Regions from separate parts of the Homo sapiens genome. Here region 1 is linked to region 2. Evidence: read pairs that join two places in POLR2A ChIA-PET (ENCODE). Cell type or tissue: Panc1. All regions are shown on one strand. Links, peaks and the distances in the headings refer to the core of each region. The heading gives the core; the rest is flanking DNA. Region 1 overlaps LOC105372790 (a long non-coding RNA gene). Region 2 overlaps LINC00649 (long intergenic non-protein coding RNA 649).

Evidence for each region. Peaks named below come from ENCODE experiments on the same cell type or tissue, not always from the same donor. Only the 100,000 strongest peaks of a DNase experiment are listed, where the experiment ranks them.
Region 1: POLR2A ChIA-PET joins it to region 2 with 7 read pairs; 9 of 35 experiments call an interaction of 5 or more read pairs at or near these places.

Annotation. Positions count from the first base shown.
Region 1 is chr21:34,048,692-34,057,031 of GRCh38, forward strand. LOC105372790 (a long non-coding RNA gene) reads left to right here. Exons shown (of 4, transcript XR_937681.3): 4 at 3,020-3,257. Among named protein-coding and RNA genes, the nearest start is that of MRPS6, 21 kb to the right of the region's middle. In Panc1, for the core only: no CTCF peak of the experiment used is centred there; no DNase peak of the experiment used is centred there.
Region 2 is chr21:33,949,546-33,957,885 of GRCh38, forward strand. All of the region lies in intron 2 of LINC00649 (long intergenic non-protein coding RNA 649), which reads left to right. Among named protein-coding and RNA genes, the nearest start is that of LINC00649, 23 kb to the left of the region's middle. In Panc1, for the core only: no CTCF peak of the experiment used is centred there; no DNase peak of the experiment used is centred there; H3K27ac peaks cover 2,098 bases.

The DNA of each region.
Region 1 (8,340 bases), core at 328-8,327, 99 kb after region 2:
ACACCAGTCTTATACAAATAGCCCCAGAAAAAAGAAAAAAATAAATTCCCCAGAACCTGACATATGAAGAAAGCGTAACCTTGCCAAAGATATTACAAGAGAGGAAAATTCAAGACAATCAGACTCTAGCACATAGAAGCAAAAATCCCAAACAAACACCAGCCAACCAAATCTAGCTATGCAAAAGATATCATGACCAAATTAAATTTGTTCCAAGAATACCTTTAGAAAATTAATCAATGCATTTCACTATATTAACAAAACAAAGAAAACTATGACTATCCCAGAGATGCAGAAAAAGCTTTTGATAAAATTTGTCGTTCATAAAAAATATTCTTAATGGAAGAGAACTTCCTTAATCTTATAAAGGTTATCTGGGGGAACCTATGGCAAACATATGGTGAAATGTTGACAGGTTTCTCTTTGAAAATGAGAATAAGATACAGATGTCCACTCTCATTCCTATTAAACATTGTGTTGAATCTCCTAGACAAACGAAGAAAAGCAATAAAATGAAATGAAAGATATATGAAGTGGGAAGGAAAATATAAAACTCATTATTCATAGATGGTATCATAGTATACGTAAAATATCCAAAAGAACATACAGGTATAAAAATTCAAAGGGCCCAAAATAGCAAAACACTTTTTAGAAGAATAAAAAGATGGAAGGATTTGCTCTACTGGATATCAGGTTATCATAAAACCACAGCCATTTACATAGTATATATATATATATATATATGCATAAGTAGATAAATGGATCAATCAAAGAGAAGGGAGAAATCTAGAAACAGACTCATGCGTATTTTGACACTCGATATTTCACAAAGTTTTCTTCAACAAATAGTGCTGGGACTACTGGATATCCATATGGAAAAAAATTAAACTTGATCCTTATCTCACACCATATGTAAAATTCAATTTCAGGTGAATTGCAGATCTAAATGTGAAAGGTAAAATAAAACTTCTAGTTGATAGCGTAGTATAATATCTTCCTACTCTAGTGTACATAAAGACTTCTTAAACAGGGCTCAAAATATATTAACTATTAAAAAAATTACATTTCACTAAAATTAAGAATTTTTGTTCATTAAAAGATGACAGTAAGAGGGTGAAAAGGTAAGCAACTATTCAGAATACACACACACACACACACACACACACACACACACACACACACACAAAACTCTTACAAGCCAGTAAGAATAAGATAACCCAGTAGAAAAAGGGACAAGACACTGGGATGGGTACTTCATAAAACAGGCTATCCAGATTAATAAACCTATAAATCAGAAATCAGAGAACTTATAGTTTCAATGAGATTCAACTATGCATCCATCATAATGGTTACAACTAAAAAGACTGATAATAATAACTGTTGGTGAGGATGTAAAGCAAAGGGAATTCTCATACATGGCTGGTAAGAGAATAAATTGACATAGCCACTTTGAGAAAACAGTTTAGCATTCTCTATTAAAGTAGAAGATATGCGTATATTATGACCCAACAATTCCACTCCTAGATATGTGCCCAATAGAAATGCATGCACGTGGGCACCAAGAAACGGACAAGAACAGTTAAAGCAGAGCTGCTCCCAACAGCCTCAGAATTTACTCAGCCCAATTGTCCTTAACAGTAGGATGGATAAATAAATTGTGGTGTATTTACTGAATAAAATACAGTAGCTGGCTCACACCCAGTACTTTGGGAGGCCGAGGCAGGCGGATCACCTGAGGGCAGGAGTTTGAGACCAGCCTGACCAACATGGAGAAATTCCGTCTCTACTAAAAAAATACAAAATTACCTGGCCGTGGTGGCACATGCCTGTAGTCCCAGCTACTCGGGAGGCTGAGGCAGGAGAATCACTTGAACCCAGGAGGCGGAGGTTGCGGTGAGCCAAGATTGCGCCATTGCACTCCAGCCTGGGCAACAAGGTAGAAACTCCACGAAAACAAATGAACCTTGGCTGCATGGAGCAACATGGAGAAATCTCCAAAAATGATTTTGAGTGAAAGAAACCAAGCACAAAAGAAGGTGTACTGAAAGATTCCATTTATATGAAATTCAAAAAGCAAAACTAAACTCTAATATTTAAGAATACAAGTTGTGATGGTAAAACTGTCTTTTAAAAAATCAGGGAAATGACTTCCATAAAAATCAGGGTAGTGGCTACTTTAATCAGAGAGGGATGGTATGGTGATTGGAATACAGAGGAGGTTTCTGGAATGCTGGTAATATTTTATTTCTTGAATAGGGTTATATGGATGTTCACTTTGGGATAAACCATTGAGCGATACATTTTTGTTTTTTCCCTGTTCTATATTTGTTTTAACACACACACACACACACACATACACACACACACACACAGACATACACACACACACAAACATATGCGCACACACAATTATAAAAAGAAAAAACAGAATGGTTACATATACTAAGTACAGTAAATTACGAAATGCTGAGTATCAGTCTTTAAACATGAAGTAGATTTATACATAGAGATTTGGAGAGTTTTTGAAGCTGTACCATTACCACTGAGAAAATAAAACAGTCTGCAGAATGATGCACACAATGCAATACATGTATATCAAAACAATGCTATACATGTTTACATATACAGCACAGTCATCATGCATAGAAGTACATAGAATTAATTTCAGAGGCATACATCCAGTCTAAAAACAGTGATTACTTCTAGAGAAGGGACTGAGTATTTGCTGAGAGGGCTATCCGTATGACTGGTATAACTAAAAATAAAAAAAACAAACAAAAGAAGAAGAAAGAAAGGAGGAAGAGAGGAAAGAGGGGAGGGAAGGAAGAAGAGATGAGCAAACCTAGAATTTTGAGCCAGGCCCCCCAAGATCACAATGGAGATGGTATTGAGCAGCTTCATCTAGAATGTTCCTTGAACATTTCTTTCCTACTTCCACTTTTGGGGTTGCCATAAATTTTAAGAATTTGTTCATTCACTCATTCATTCAACAAACATATATATTATTGTGTTTCCTAAGGCAGAGCTTTCGGGAGTTTTCGTGTTTCAGTCCAGCCACCGAGTGGGCCAACATTTGATGATCACATGAAAACCTCGCTCCAATAACATTCAAAATCTTCACCATGAACAGGTGCTGGGTAGATCATGTTTATAAGAATTGTGTGCATTTCTGAGTGTTTAGAATTGTATGTGTTTAGGCTGAGCGCATTGGCTCATGCCTGTAATCTTAGCACTTTGGGAGGCCAAAGCAGGCGGATTGCTTATGTCCAGGAGTTCAAGACCAGCCTGGGCAGCATGGCAAAACTCCATCTCTACTAAAAATAAAACACAAATTAACTGAGCATGGTGGTGCCTGCCTGTAGTTTCAGCTACTTGGTTGGGGACTGAGGTGGGAGGATTGCTTGAGCCCAGGAGGTCGAGGTTGCAGCGAGCCTAAATCGCACCACTACACTCCAGCCTGAGTGACAAAGTGAGACCCTGTCTCAAGAACTGTGTTTTTATTTATTAAGTTAATCAAAGCTTTAAAAGTCTCAAAAGATAACAATGGCTGAGCAGCTTGTAGGACTCTGGGAAACTGCAGGGGAAATACTCATGAAACCTTAAGGAGTAATTTAATAGACTTAGAGATGAAAACGAAACCCCAAGGAGACAGCCCAGGCACAGTAGAAAGAGAGACACACAGTTGTACCAGTCGTTTAGAAGCAGATGTGAACGATGGCCCAGGTGTGACGATCATGGTAGAACTTGATGCAGGACATGTGTGTGGCAGGAAATACAGGCATGTTTTCACACATTCCATCAGGCACAAATGTGCTCTTCGTGTCCAAGAGATTATCTTCTAAACTTGGCCTTTCCAGTGGCACATGTCAGTAAATCTCTGATACTTGACTAGATCTGCTTCTAGAAACAGAAAGAAGCTTCATCTTTCTTTCCATCGCCACAGCCTCCGGGGGTGGCCTCCCTCTCCTACCACCCCTACCATTCATTCTCCATCTGCAGTTGGCATGCTCCTTTAAGAGTGTAAATTAGGGGCCAGGCGCAGTGGCTCACGCCTATAATCCCAGCACTTTGGGAGGCTTAGCGGGTGAAGCGCTTGACAGGAGTTGGAGACAGGAGTTTGAGACCAGCCTGGGCAACATGGTGAAACCCTGTCTCTACTAAAAATAGAAAAAATTAGCCAGGTGTGGTGGTGTGTGCCTGCAATTCTAGCTACTCAGGAAGCTCAGGCAGGAGAACTGCTTGAACCCAGGAGGCAGAGGTTGCAGTGAGCTAAGATTGTGGCACTGCACTCCAGCCTGGGCAACAGAGCAAGACTCTGTCTCAAAAAAAAAAAAAAAAGAGTGTAAATTAGATAATCTTTCTTCCTTGCTTAAAACTCTGCAATAGGCCTGGCATGGTGGCTCACGCCTGTAATCCCAGCACTTTGGGAGGCCAAGGCGGGCGGATCACGAGGTCAGGAGATCGAGACCATCCTTGCTAACACAGTGAAACCCCCTCTCTACTAAAAATACAAAAAAATTAGCTGGGCGTGGTGGCACGCGCCTGTAATCCCAGCTACTTGGGAGGCTGAGGCAAGAGAATCACTTGAACCTGGAAGGTGGAGGTTGCAGTGAGCCGAGATCATGTCACTGCACTCCAGCCTGGCAACAGGGCGAGACTCTGTCTCAAAAACAAAACAAAACCGAACAAAAACCCTGCAATAAGGACAATTTTTATTAAGTGTTGGTGCTGTATTCATATTTTCTCATGTAATCCTCCTAAGTCTCCAAGCACCTCAGTACCGTCATCATTCCCAACTCACTGATGAGGAAGTTGGGCTTAAGGGGGGCCTGCCCAGGCCGGGTGCAGTGGCTCACTGTAATCCCAGCCTGTAATCCCAGCACTTTGGGAAGCCAAAGTGGGCGGATCACCTGAGGTCAGGAGCACTTTGGGAGGCCGAAGTGAGGGGATCACTTGGGGTGAGGAATTCGAGACTGGCCTGGCCCAGATGGTGAAATCCCATTTCTAATAAAAAATGCAAAAATTAGCTGGGCGTGGTGGCAGGCACCTGTAATCCCAGCTACTTGGGAGGCTGAGGCAGGAGAATTGCTTGAACCCGGGAGGCAGAGGTTGTGGTGAGCCGGGATCGTGCCACTGCACTCCAGCCTGGGTGACAGAGTGAGACTCCATATCAAAAAAAAAAAAAAAAAAAAGAAAGAGGGGCTTCCCAAATCACTCCAGCTAATGTGGAGGCTGCTCTCCCACCTCCAAGAATGCCTCCTCCTCCCGTTATGATGTTTTCTTCATAGCATTTATCACTCTCTGAGATTTCCACTTATTTATGTGTTTACAGTCAGCCTTTTCCCACTAGAATAGAAGCCTTAAGAGTAGAGGGACTTTAATTTTTTCACTGCCATATTCCCTGTGCCAAAATGATGCCTGGCACATAGTTGGCATTCAATAAAAATCTGGCCCAGTGAACTTCATGCTACTCTGAAAAGTTTATTAAATGTATCCAAGGTGACCAAGACATTAACCTGCATTTATAATGAACTATATAAATAAATGTAGTCAACAAATATTTTATTAACTCAAAAGTAAGAATGATCTGTGTTATCTTCACATGGTTTGTTTACCAAATACAGACCATATACCAGTCGTTTTTAGGCACCGGTGATAAAAACACCCAGGTCCTTATCTTAAGGGGCTCATAAATGTGTGTGTGTGTGTGTATGTGTGTGTAGGAAGTGGGTGGGAAAGGGAATATAAGCAAGTAAACAGTGTCACTACACTGTGTGGTCAATACAATTATGGAGGTAAACACAGGTGCTGGTGACATAGGGGAAGGGCAGGTAGATCTGAAGGGGGATGAGGAAGGGTGTTGGCAAAGCTTTCGAGAGGAGCTGAGAATACAGTTGAGTTGGGAAGAACAAATAGTGATTATCCAAAGAAAGAATAGGGAAGCGTAAATAGGGCTGGAGAAGCAACTTGTTCTGGGTAGGGAAGCACCATGCTTCGGGAGCTGCAGGGTCGTGAGTTTAACGGTGGAGAATACAGCTGGGATGTGGTGAGGGATCAATCTCGGTGTGCATGGTGCAGCCCTTCGTAGATGACCCTGATATCAGTGGACATCACTTACCCATGTCTGCTTTATTTTCCAGTGGGTTCCCAGTGCTAGTGTGGTGCCTGTCAGATGGAAGGCCCTCAGTAAATATTTCCTGAATGAGTGAATGAATGAATGGATTTGGAATGTTACCCCCAGTACCCCTCGTTCCAGGAGGCAGTTAGAGTTTTACGTAAACAGAAATGTGATCTGATCAACATGCTGTTTGAGAAGGACCACTCTGGGAGCCCGAGAGTAGAAGAGGGAAGACCCGGGTCAGTGAGGCAGGTAAACAAGTGCGTGTGGGAGTGCATTTGAGGGCTGTGGAGTGAGGTGGGTGGCAAGGAAGGAATGGATTTGAGAGCTCCTTGGTGACCTACTGGATGGAAGTAAGAAATAAGGTCACCTCTAGGAGGTTTTCTGATTTCTGGTACAAGGCCTGGGTATGTGGTGGGGCCATTCACAGGACATGAGACTGGAGGTGGCGCAGCCTAAAGGCAAGATACTGGGTTCAGCTGACACCTGGAACACCCAGGTAGAAATGTCTAATGATCAGCCAAAACCTGGGCCTGGGGCCAGGAGACAGGTCTGGGCTGGAAGAAGGTCTGGACATCAGCAGGGTCTGGGCAGTGCTGGAAACCAGACAGTAGGAGGAGAGCACTCAGAGAGGGAGCCCTGTGGGGTGGGCACAGCAGTGGTCTTGGGGGCAGATGGAAGGAATCGGCAGAGGTGACCCAAAGCTGGCTAGCTGGTGGCAGTGGAACCAGTTATGGTTTGGGGGGGTGGAACAAGTTATGGTTTGGGGGAATCAATGGCAGCTGCAAGAGGACCTTGTCATTTTCACCTGCAATAGTGAAAGAATGCCCAGGTTGGAAGCTGAAAAAATAAAATCCAAGATAGAATGAGGTGGGAGGAATGGGCTGAGGCAGGCAGCTTGGAACCAAGAAGGAAGTGGATGCTGGAACTCCCTTTTTATATGGTTCCCTGGGCGAAGTGCAGGGTGAGGTGGCTTTCAGGAACCATTGGGATGAGGCGGTTTCTGCCTTTGAGTAACTTTCCATGCCACCACCCAGGAGATTAGAGCTTCTTCTTCTTTTTTTTTTTTTTTTTTTTTTTTCTGAGACAGAGTCTCGCTCTGTTGCCCAGGCTGGAGAGCAGTGGTGTGATCTCGGTGCACTGCAACCTCCACCTCCCTGGTTCAGGCAATTCCCCTGCCTCAGCCTCCCGAGTAGCTGGGATTACAGGCACATGTCACCATGTCTGGCTAGTTTTCTGTATTTTTAATAGAGACAGGGTTTCACTATGTTGGCCAGACTGGTCCTGAACTCCTGACCTCAGGCAATCCACCCACCTCGGCCTCCCAAAGTGCTGGGATTACAGGAGTGAGCCCTGTGCCCGGCCAGAGCTTCTTTTAAAAATATGTGCCTGGGGTCCTGGCCTTCACCTGTACTTTGCCTGTAATTTTCCACCTCTTGGTCTTTACTGTATAGCACTTGAGCAATCAGCTGTTCAGGGTGGTACAGCTGGAGGCACCATATGCACTTCGGCAATTACATGTCTAGACTCATTACTTACTTTCTTTTGGCACTGATTCCACATGATTCGGGCATTTCCAATCATCCCTAGTTCCACTTCTTAGATCTTCTGACCTCCTGGCCTAGCCCTGGAGAAATTTTATTGCAGTGTTTCGGGTACTGAGAACACAGGATCCTTGCTGGCCTCAGTTTCCCGTAGCTCTGATTTTTTTTTTTTTTTTGAGATGGAGTCTCGCTCTGTCCCCCAAGCTGGACTGCAGTGTGTGATTTCAGCTCACTGCAACCTCCGCCTCCCAGGTTTAAGCAATTCTCCTGACTCAGCCTCCTGAGTAGCTGGGACTACAGGTCTGCACCACCATGTCTGGCTAATTTTTTTGTATTTTTAGTAGAGATAGGGCTTCACCATATTGGCCAGGCTGGTCTCAAACCCCTGATCTCAGGTGATCCTCCTGCCTGGGCCTCCCAAAGTGCTGGGATTACAGGCGTGAGCCACCGAGCCTGGCCCCCTAGCTCTGATTCTAACCCGAGGCCTGCTCAGCACTGCTGATGCCCTATTTGGAAAAAAAACATTTGGCAATGGACCCAAGAAGCCATCAGTTTCAAGAAATTCCGCTTTGGAAGGCCAAGCAAAGGAAGCATTCCTAAATGCAGAAAAAGCCAGAGAACAAAGATGTTCATCTAGGGATTTGCTATACAAATGAAGAGTGAAAAAGTGTCACCTGA
Region 2 (8,340 bases), core at 184-8,183:
TTGGTGGTGGTCAAGACCTGGAATTGGATTTGAGGCCTGGCCAGCGTGAAGGATATGCCATAGGAGCCCAGGAGGATGACTCTGCCAGGCCTGCTTTTGACATGTCTGTCATGCTTCATGCTTTATGCTGCTCTGGGCCATTAAGCAAGAACTAAATCTGATGCCCAATCAAGGCTGAGCTCTTTTTTTTTTTGAGACACTGTCTCACTCTCTTGCCCAGGCTGTAGTGCAGTAGTGTGATCATGGCTCACTGCAGCCTCAGTCTCCTGGACTCAAGTGATCCTCCCACCTCAGCCTTCTGAGTAGCTGGGAGTACAGGTGAGTCAGGTGAGTCCCACCACACCCGGCTAATTTTTTTTTTTTTTTTGGTAGAGATGGGGTTTCACTGTGTTACCCAGGCTGGTCTCAAACTCCTGGGCTGAAGACCATCCACTCGCCTCAGCCTCCCAGTGTTGGGACTATAGGCGTGAGCACTCATCTAGTCTAGGCTGAGCTCCTAAACAGGAAATGTGTGGCATGGCTTCTTTGAAGGTGGCTTTCTCATTCTGAGTTTTAAACCACAACCACTGAAGATGGTTAGTGCCTGCAGAATGCGTACCATTTCCACTCAGAGAAACCATTCCTCCTTAAGGAAAGCTGGGGCCGTTCCTGGTCTGGCGTTCCCAGTGAAGGAAGAACCAAGTGGATGCCCCTCAACCCCAGCCCGAGGCAGCTGTGTCGTTATGGTCCAGCTGGGCACCCCACTCTTTAGGAGGTGGAGAGGGAAACAGGGGGATTGGTCTAGGTTTGTGTGGGTCAGAGCCAGGTGAGAAGTTATAGTAGTTGCTGGGCAAAGTAAATAAGAAGGAGACAGAAAGGCCCAGGCACGCAGGAGACCCCAGCTAAAAGGGCAGGGAGAGGGACACGTTGGTGGTCAAGAAGAGGGAAATGAGGAGGGGCTTTTGGAGATCCCGCCAAAGAGGTGTTCTGTGAACCCCTCCCGCTGACACACCTACTGAAGGGTCCACTGAGACAGCAAAGCAGGAAGGGTGGAAAGGGTCCGCCAGGGGCAGTGCCTGACATGTGCTAGAGGTGACGTAGAATCTGGGATCAGCGACAAAAGATCACACCTAGAACCGTGGTCAAGGATGTGAGCCAGATTTTCTGGGGCTCAGTCCTGGGTTTGTCACTTAACTGTGTCACTTGGAGCAAGTCACATACCTCTGGCAGTCTCAGTTGCTCATCAGAAAAATGGGAATTTTATATATATATATAAAAAATATAATTATATATTTATTTATAATATGTGTATATATAATTATATGATTATAATAATCACAAATGGGATTATATATAATATATAATTATACATTAATTTATAATATATATTTATTTATAATATATGTGTGTATATATACGCATATATACATATGTATGTATGTCTATATCTCTATCTTTCGGGTTGTTTTGAGAATTAAATGACCTAACCCATGTAAAGCCCTGTGTACCGTGCCTGGCATGTAGGATACTTCATCACTGTCACCTGTTTTTGTTGTTATGACCTGAGCATCTCCCTGTTCACCAGCCCTTGTTCTTTAGCCACAGGTTGAAGATGACAGTAGATCCTAAGGAACCTCAGTTCTATCCCGAAATGCGAAGGCCTTTTTACTCAACCACAAAGAAGTGGTCAGCAGAAAACTGGTCATCCCGGCCTCTGGGGCCATGCACAGCACTCAGGAGGAGCTACTATTTTCCCTGCCTGTTTACATGCGGCCTGGGGCCTTGTGGGCTATTTGAAAATTAGGACACGAGAAGTCCAAGCAGCACCTGGTAATTAAACTGAGTCCTCTATCAGAGAGAGGCGTGACCTTGAAGGGCATCCATACAGGAGCCAGGGGCAAAGCAGAAGGTGGGAGGGATTCTCCAGGCTTGACCCTCTCAGCACATCTCAGTCAGGGGTGCCTGGCAGCCTAGATTCCAGCCCTGCCCAGTGCCACCCAGAGACCTGAGGGAGGTGGACAGCTGCTCAGCTGGGTGATGGGAGCCTCTAGAAATAGTTGTCAACCTCATCAAACCAGAGATGAGCCCTTAGGACAGCCAGGGTGTTGATTTCCAGCCAGGCAGGGCATTGGTTCTCCAGTGGGATGTGGACAAGGTTCACTGCAGCCTCTCAGCAGATGAACTAGGGGAGAGACACTACCCCAACCATGCTCCCCCGACCCTTCGGTGTTAAGTGAAAGTATCTTCCTTTTTTCTCTCTGCTCTCTCCGCTTTACAACAAAATATTATCTTTAGTCTGCAAAACCAGGGCCAGGAAGAATCTTCACAGCTAGACAGGGCCATGGAAAGATGATGAGGCATATCAGGAACTATGTAATCTTGTAATACTTCTGCTGCAAAACCTCCTGACGTTCTGAATGAACAGTCACATGCAGCCTCTTCAGTGCAAAACTGAGCTCATAAGAAAGTAAAGCAAATCTGTAGGGGCCAAATGAAGAGTGAACTGGAAGTCAGAGCTTCAAGTACATGACTGATGTGGTGTATCCCTTGGGGATGGGGGTGTACACGCTGGTTTTGGGAAGCAGGGCACTTGGGTTTGAAAGTTCATCCAGGACATTTGTGTGACTCTCAGTTTTTGAATATTGGTGAATAGTGCTGCTTAGAACATTCTGGTATGTGAGTTTTTGTTGCACATAAGGTATTTATGTTGAACAAATATTTAAGAGAAAAATTATTGAATTTAGGTATGTATAACCTCAGATTTGGAGAATACTGCTAAACAGTTTTTCAAAGTTGCTGTTCATTTTAAATAACAGCATATGGGCCAGGCACTATTGCTCATGCCTGTAATCCCAACACTTTGGGAAGCCAAGGCAGGAGGATTGCTTGAGGCCAGAAGTTTGAGACCAGCCTGGGCAATATAGTGAGACCCCATCGCTACAAAAAATTAAAATATTAGCTGGGCATGGTGGCGTGCACCTGTAGTTCCAGCTACTCAGGAAGCTGTGATAGGAGGATCACTTGAGTCCAGGAAATGGAGGCTGCAGTGAGCTTTGATCGCGCCAATGCACTCCAGCCTAGGCAACAAAGTGAGACCATGTATCAAAAAAAAAAAAAAAAAAAAAAGTCCAACAGCAATGACAACAGTGTAGGAGCATTCTAATTGCTCCACATCCTCAATTTGTATTGTCTTTTCCTCAGGCTTATTTTAATCACTCTGGTTGGATTTGCATTTCTTTCTTTCTTTTTTTTTTTTCTTGAGATGGAGTCTCACTCTGTCACCAGGTTGGAGTGCAGTGGCATGATCTCAGCTCACTGCAACCTCCGCCTCCCAGGTTCAAGCAGTTCTCTTGCCTCAGCCTGCTGAGTAGCTGGGACTACAGGTGTGTGCTACCATGCCCAGCTAATTTTTGTATTTTTAGTAGAGATGGGGTTTCACCATGTTGGCCAGGATGGTCTCGATCTCTTGATTGAGATTGTGATCTGCCCACCTCGGCCTCCCAAAGTGCTGGGATTACAGGTGTGAGCCACTGTGCCTGACCTTGGATTTGCATTTCTAGGATGATGAATGAGAGTGTACTTTCTCATATGTATTGTGGCAATTTGATACCTGCTTTTATGAAGTGTTTGTTCAAGTATTTTGCTCATTTTTTCTATTGGGTCATCTGTATTTTTCTTACTGATTTACAGTTTATACTTGATTTATAGATTTGTTTGAAATATAAATCCTGGTGACCATAAATATATTGCAAATATCTTCTCCCATTCTTTAGCTTGCCTTTTCACTCTTTTTTTTTCTTCCTTTATTGAGACGGCGTCTCACTCTGTTGCCCAGGCTGGAGTGCAATGGCGAGATCTCGGCTCACTGCAACCACTGCCTCTTGGGTTCAAGCGATTCTCCTGCTTCAGCCTCCTGAGTAGCTGGGATTACAGGCGCCCGCCACCATGCCTGGCTAATTTTTTGTATTTTTAGTAGACACGGGGTTTCACCATGTTGGCCAGACTGGTCTAAACTCCTGACCTCAGATGATCCACTCACCTCGGCCTCCCAAAGTTCTGGGATTACAGGCATGAGCCACCACGCCCGGCCTCGTTCTCTTAATGGTGTTTTTGATAAGCAGATGTCCTTGATTTTATTAAAGTTCAAGTCTCTTATTTTTTCCTTATAGTTATTACTTTGTGAGACCTACTTAAGAAATATTGCTTAGTCCAAAATAATATATTTTCCTGTGATTTCTTTTAGAAGCTTTATTTTTATATTTTTCAAATTTAGAGCTACAATCCAATCCATCTTGAATTCTTTTTTTGTATATATAGTTTTAAAAAAATATATAGAGGTTGGTATTAATTTTTTTACATCTAGATAGCCAACTGACCCAACACTATTTATTGAAAATAATATTATTTCTCTTGTGTTACATTGTCACCATTGCTGTAAATCAAGAGACCGTATATCTATAGGTCAGTTTCTGGATCCTGGATTCTGTTCCAATGGTCTATTTGTTTATCCTTGTGACATTATCTTACTGTATACCATTACTTCATTCTATAATGAGTCTTGATATCAAATAGGGAAAGTCTTCCAACTTTGTTTTTCTTTAAGATTGTCTTGGTTCTTTTTGCCCCTTAACATTTTCATATAAAATTTAGAATGAGCTTGTCAATTTCCATGCACGCTCACAATAAACCCGCTGGGATTTTTATTAGAATTACACAGAAACTCTAGATATGCCAGATTGTAGAGAGTTTATATCTTTATAATATTGAATCTTCCAATATTGAATGGTAGAGCTCTTACACAACTTCCATTATGTTAATACCTAGGTTTGTGATTTTTTGGATGCTACTATTTATTAGTCTGTTCAGGCTGCCATAACAAAATAACATAGACTGGGTAGCTTAAAAAACAGAAATTGATTTCTCACAATTCTGGTGGTTGGGAAGTTCAAAATGAAGGTACCAGCCAATTTGGTTCCTAGTGAGCATTTTTCCTGGTGTAGGAGATGGTTATTCTTCTAGGTGGGCACCATCTTGCTATGTGTTCACATGATCTCTTCTTTGTGGGTGTGTCGCAAGAGATAGCAAGTGAGCAAGCTCCCTGGTGTCTCTTCTTATAAGGGCACTAATTCCATCATGAAAGGCCCACCTTCATGGCCTCATGTAACCTTAATTACTTCCCCAAAGCCCCATTTTCAAATACAATATATTGGGGGTTAGGGCTTCAACATGTGAATTTTGGAGGGACATAAACATTCAGTACGTAACATACTATAAATTCTTCATGTAGGTTCAAGGTTCAAATGTATATTACCCATTTGGTCTGGGAATTCTTAAGATAAAAGATTAATATAGAAGTGGTATCAAGCAGTGATGGTATCCCTGCAATGTCTGTCAGAAGCAATAAAAAATCTTCTCTGGAGGAACATTCCCTCAATTCAGGCAGTTGAAGATTGCTACAAACAGAGTCCTACTAAATATAAGTTCACAATCCAATTACAAAACATACGAGGAATCAATTTACCATGAGCAAGAGTCAGCCGACCAAGCAACTGATGGATTATGTTTCAAGAACTTAAGATAATAGAACTATCAAATATACTATAAAATAAATATATTTAAAATTATTAAAGACTTAAAAAGGAATTGAAAATTGATAAAGAGAATAAGACTATTAAAAGGAGGAGGCAGATTTGAAAAAGAATAATATTAATAAAAATGAAAAGTATATAGTCATTAAAATTAAAAACTCAATGGACAGATTAGAGACAGCTGAAGGGGAATTAGGGACTTGGAAGGTACAGGAAATTTCACAGAAAGCAGTTTAGAGAGATTAAGAGATGGAAAATATGAAAGAGAGATTAAGAGACAAGTAGGACAGAATGAGAAATTCTAATATACATGTAATGGGGTTTCCAGAAGGTAAGAAGATAGATAATGGGGTCGGGCATGGTGGCTCATGCCTGTAATCCCAGCACTTTGGGAGGCCAAGGTGGGTGGATCACTTGAGGTCAAGTGTTCAAGACCAGTGTGGGCAACATGGTGAAACCCCATCTCTACTTAAAAAATATACAAAATTAGCCAGTTGTGGTGGTGGGAGCCTATAATCCCAGCTACTCAGGAGGCTGAGGCAGGAGAATCACTTGAACCCAGGAGATGGAGGTTGCAGTGAGTTAAGATTGTGCCATTGCACTTCAGCCTGGGTGACAGACGAGATTCTGTCTCAAAAAAAAAAAAAAAAAAAAAGGTAATGGGGAAGAGGCAGCAGTCAAAGTGAAACTGGCTAAAAATTTTTTAGAATTGGTTTAAGACTTAAATCCTAAAAATCAATCAGTCTGATTACTCTTGAGCAGAATTAAAAAAATATATATGTATAGTTTAGAGGATAAAGGAGGAATCAGTAAAACTCAAACAATCCAAGAGACAGAGAAAAGAAACAAAGAAAAGACAGAGTAAGTAGGAAGTATAAAATAAAGCAATGGTAATAAAACTAAATATATGAGTAATCATAATGCATATAAATAGAATAAATTATTCAGTTAAAAGACAGAAGCTAGGTGTGGTGGCTCATGGCTTGAAGTCTCAGCTACTTGGGAGGATGGTGTGGGAGGACTGCTTGAGTCTAGGAGTTTGAGACCAGCCTGGGCACCACAGTTAGACCCTGTCTAAAAAAAAAAAAAAAGAGATTGTTAGAATAGGTTAAACACACACACACACACACACACACACACACACACACACACGCACATGCAGTCTAGTATTCTAGTATGCCTCTTGTTTAGAGAGTGACGCAGAAAGGTAGAAAATACACACCAGGGGAATACTAATCAAAAGAAAACTAGTTCGGCTATAGTAATAACAGACAAAATGGACTTTTTAATACATGTATAAAAACACTTTAAAGAGAAAAATAGTCACTACATATGATAAAAGGAACAGTTCATTAAGATACATTCACCTCCATTGACCTAGCAAGATCACCTTAAAACATATGTAGCAAAATTTTACAAAATTAGGAGGAAAAATAGACAAATCCATACTTGTAGTGAGAGATTTTAACATACCTCTCATAGTAATTGATAAACCAAGAAGACAGAGAATTAGTATGATTATGGAACATATAAACAATATAAGAAGCTTGAACAATAATTATATGTGTAATTTTACACTCAACAATCAGAGAATAGGCCGGGTGCAGTGGCTCATGCTTGTAATCCCAGCACTTTGGGAGGCTGAGGTGGGTGGATCATTTGAGGTCAGGAGTTCCAGACCAGCCTGGCCAACATGGCAAAACTCCGGGTCTACTAAAAATACAAAAATTAGCTGGGCATGGTGGCGGGCACCTGTAATCTCAGCTACTCAGGAGGCTGAGGCATGAGAATCGCTTGAACCCGGGAGGTGGAGGTTGTAGTGAGCCGAGATCATGTCACTGTACTCCAGCCTGGGCAACAGAGCGAGACTTCGTCTCAAACAACAACCACCCCGCCCCCCACTGAAAAAAGTTAGAGAATATACATTCTTTCTAAGCAGATACAGAAAATATACAGATTTTGACCATGTACTGGATATTTATATCATGAAGCTATTTATGTAAAGCTTAAAAACCCATAAAACTATACTATACCATATTCATGGATCTTCATAAAAAACATAAAATACATGGGGGCAATAGATCCTACATTCAGGCTGTAGGTTTTTCTGCAGTTGGAAGGAGGAAAAGGGGATGGGGGAGGGACATATTAGGGGCCTCAGCGGTATATGTAGTGCTTAAAACAACCTTAAATAAGAGATCAGCTTCCTGTCCTGATCCAGAAGGAGTCTAACCTCTAAGCCTCTCTCTCTCCCACTGATTATAACTAAAACTTTTAAAAGCAGAAAATACTTAAGACTTGGAAAAGTCATAGCATGCAGACTGAGGAAGGGAGTCAAAACTTGAAGAATGAATTGTTCAGAGCTGAATTTCTCATTTTCCCCCATTCTATTTCCCAACTTTGATCTGAGGGCAGCCTAGTTGTGGACCTAAAATCCTGAGAAAAACCCTGTATTTCTGGCCAGAGGACTGAGAAAATGGATCCCTGGGAACTAGATAATAGGGCAGCAGTCCCCAACCTTTTTGGCACTGGGGACCAGTTTCATGGAAGAAAATTTGTCCATGGACCTGGGTAGGGGGATGGTTTCAGGATGATTCAAGTGCGTTACATTTATTGTGCCCTTTTATTTCTATTGTTATTACATTGTAACATATAATGAAGTAATTATGCAACTCACCATAAGGTAGAATCAGTGGGAGTGCTGAGCTCGTTTTCCTGCAACTAGACGGTCCCATCTGGGGGTGATGGGAGACAGTGACAGATCATCAGGCAT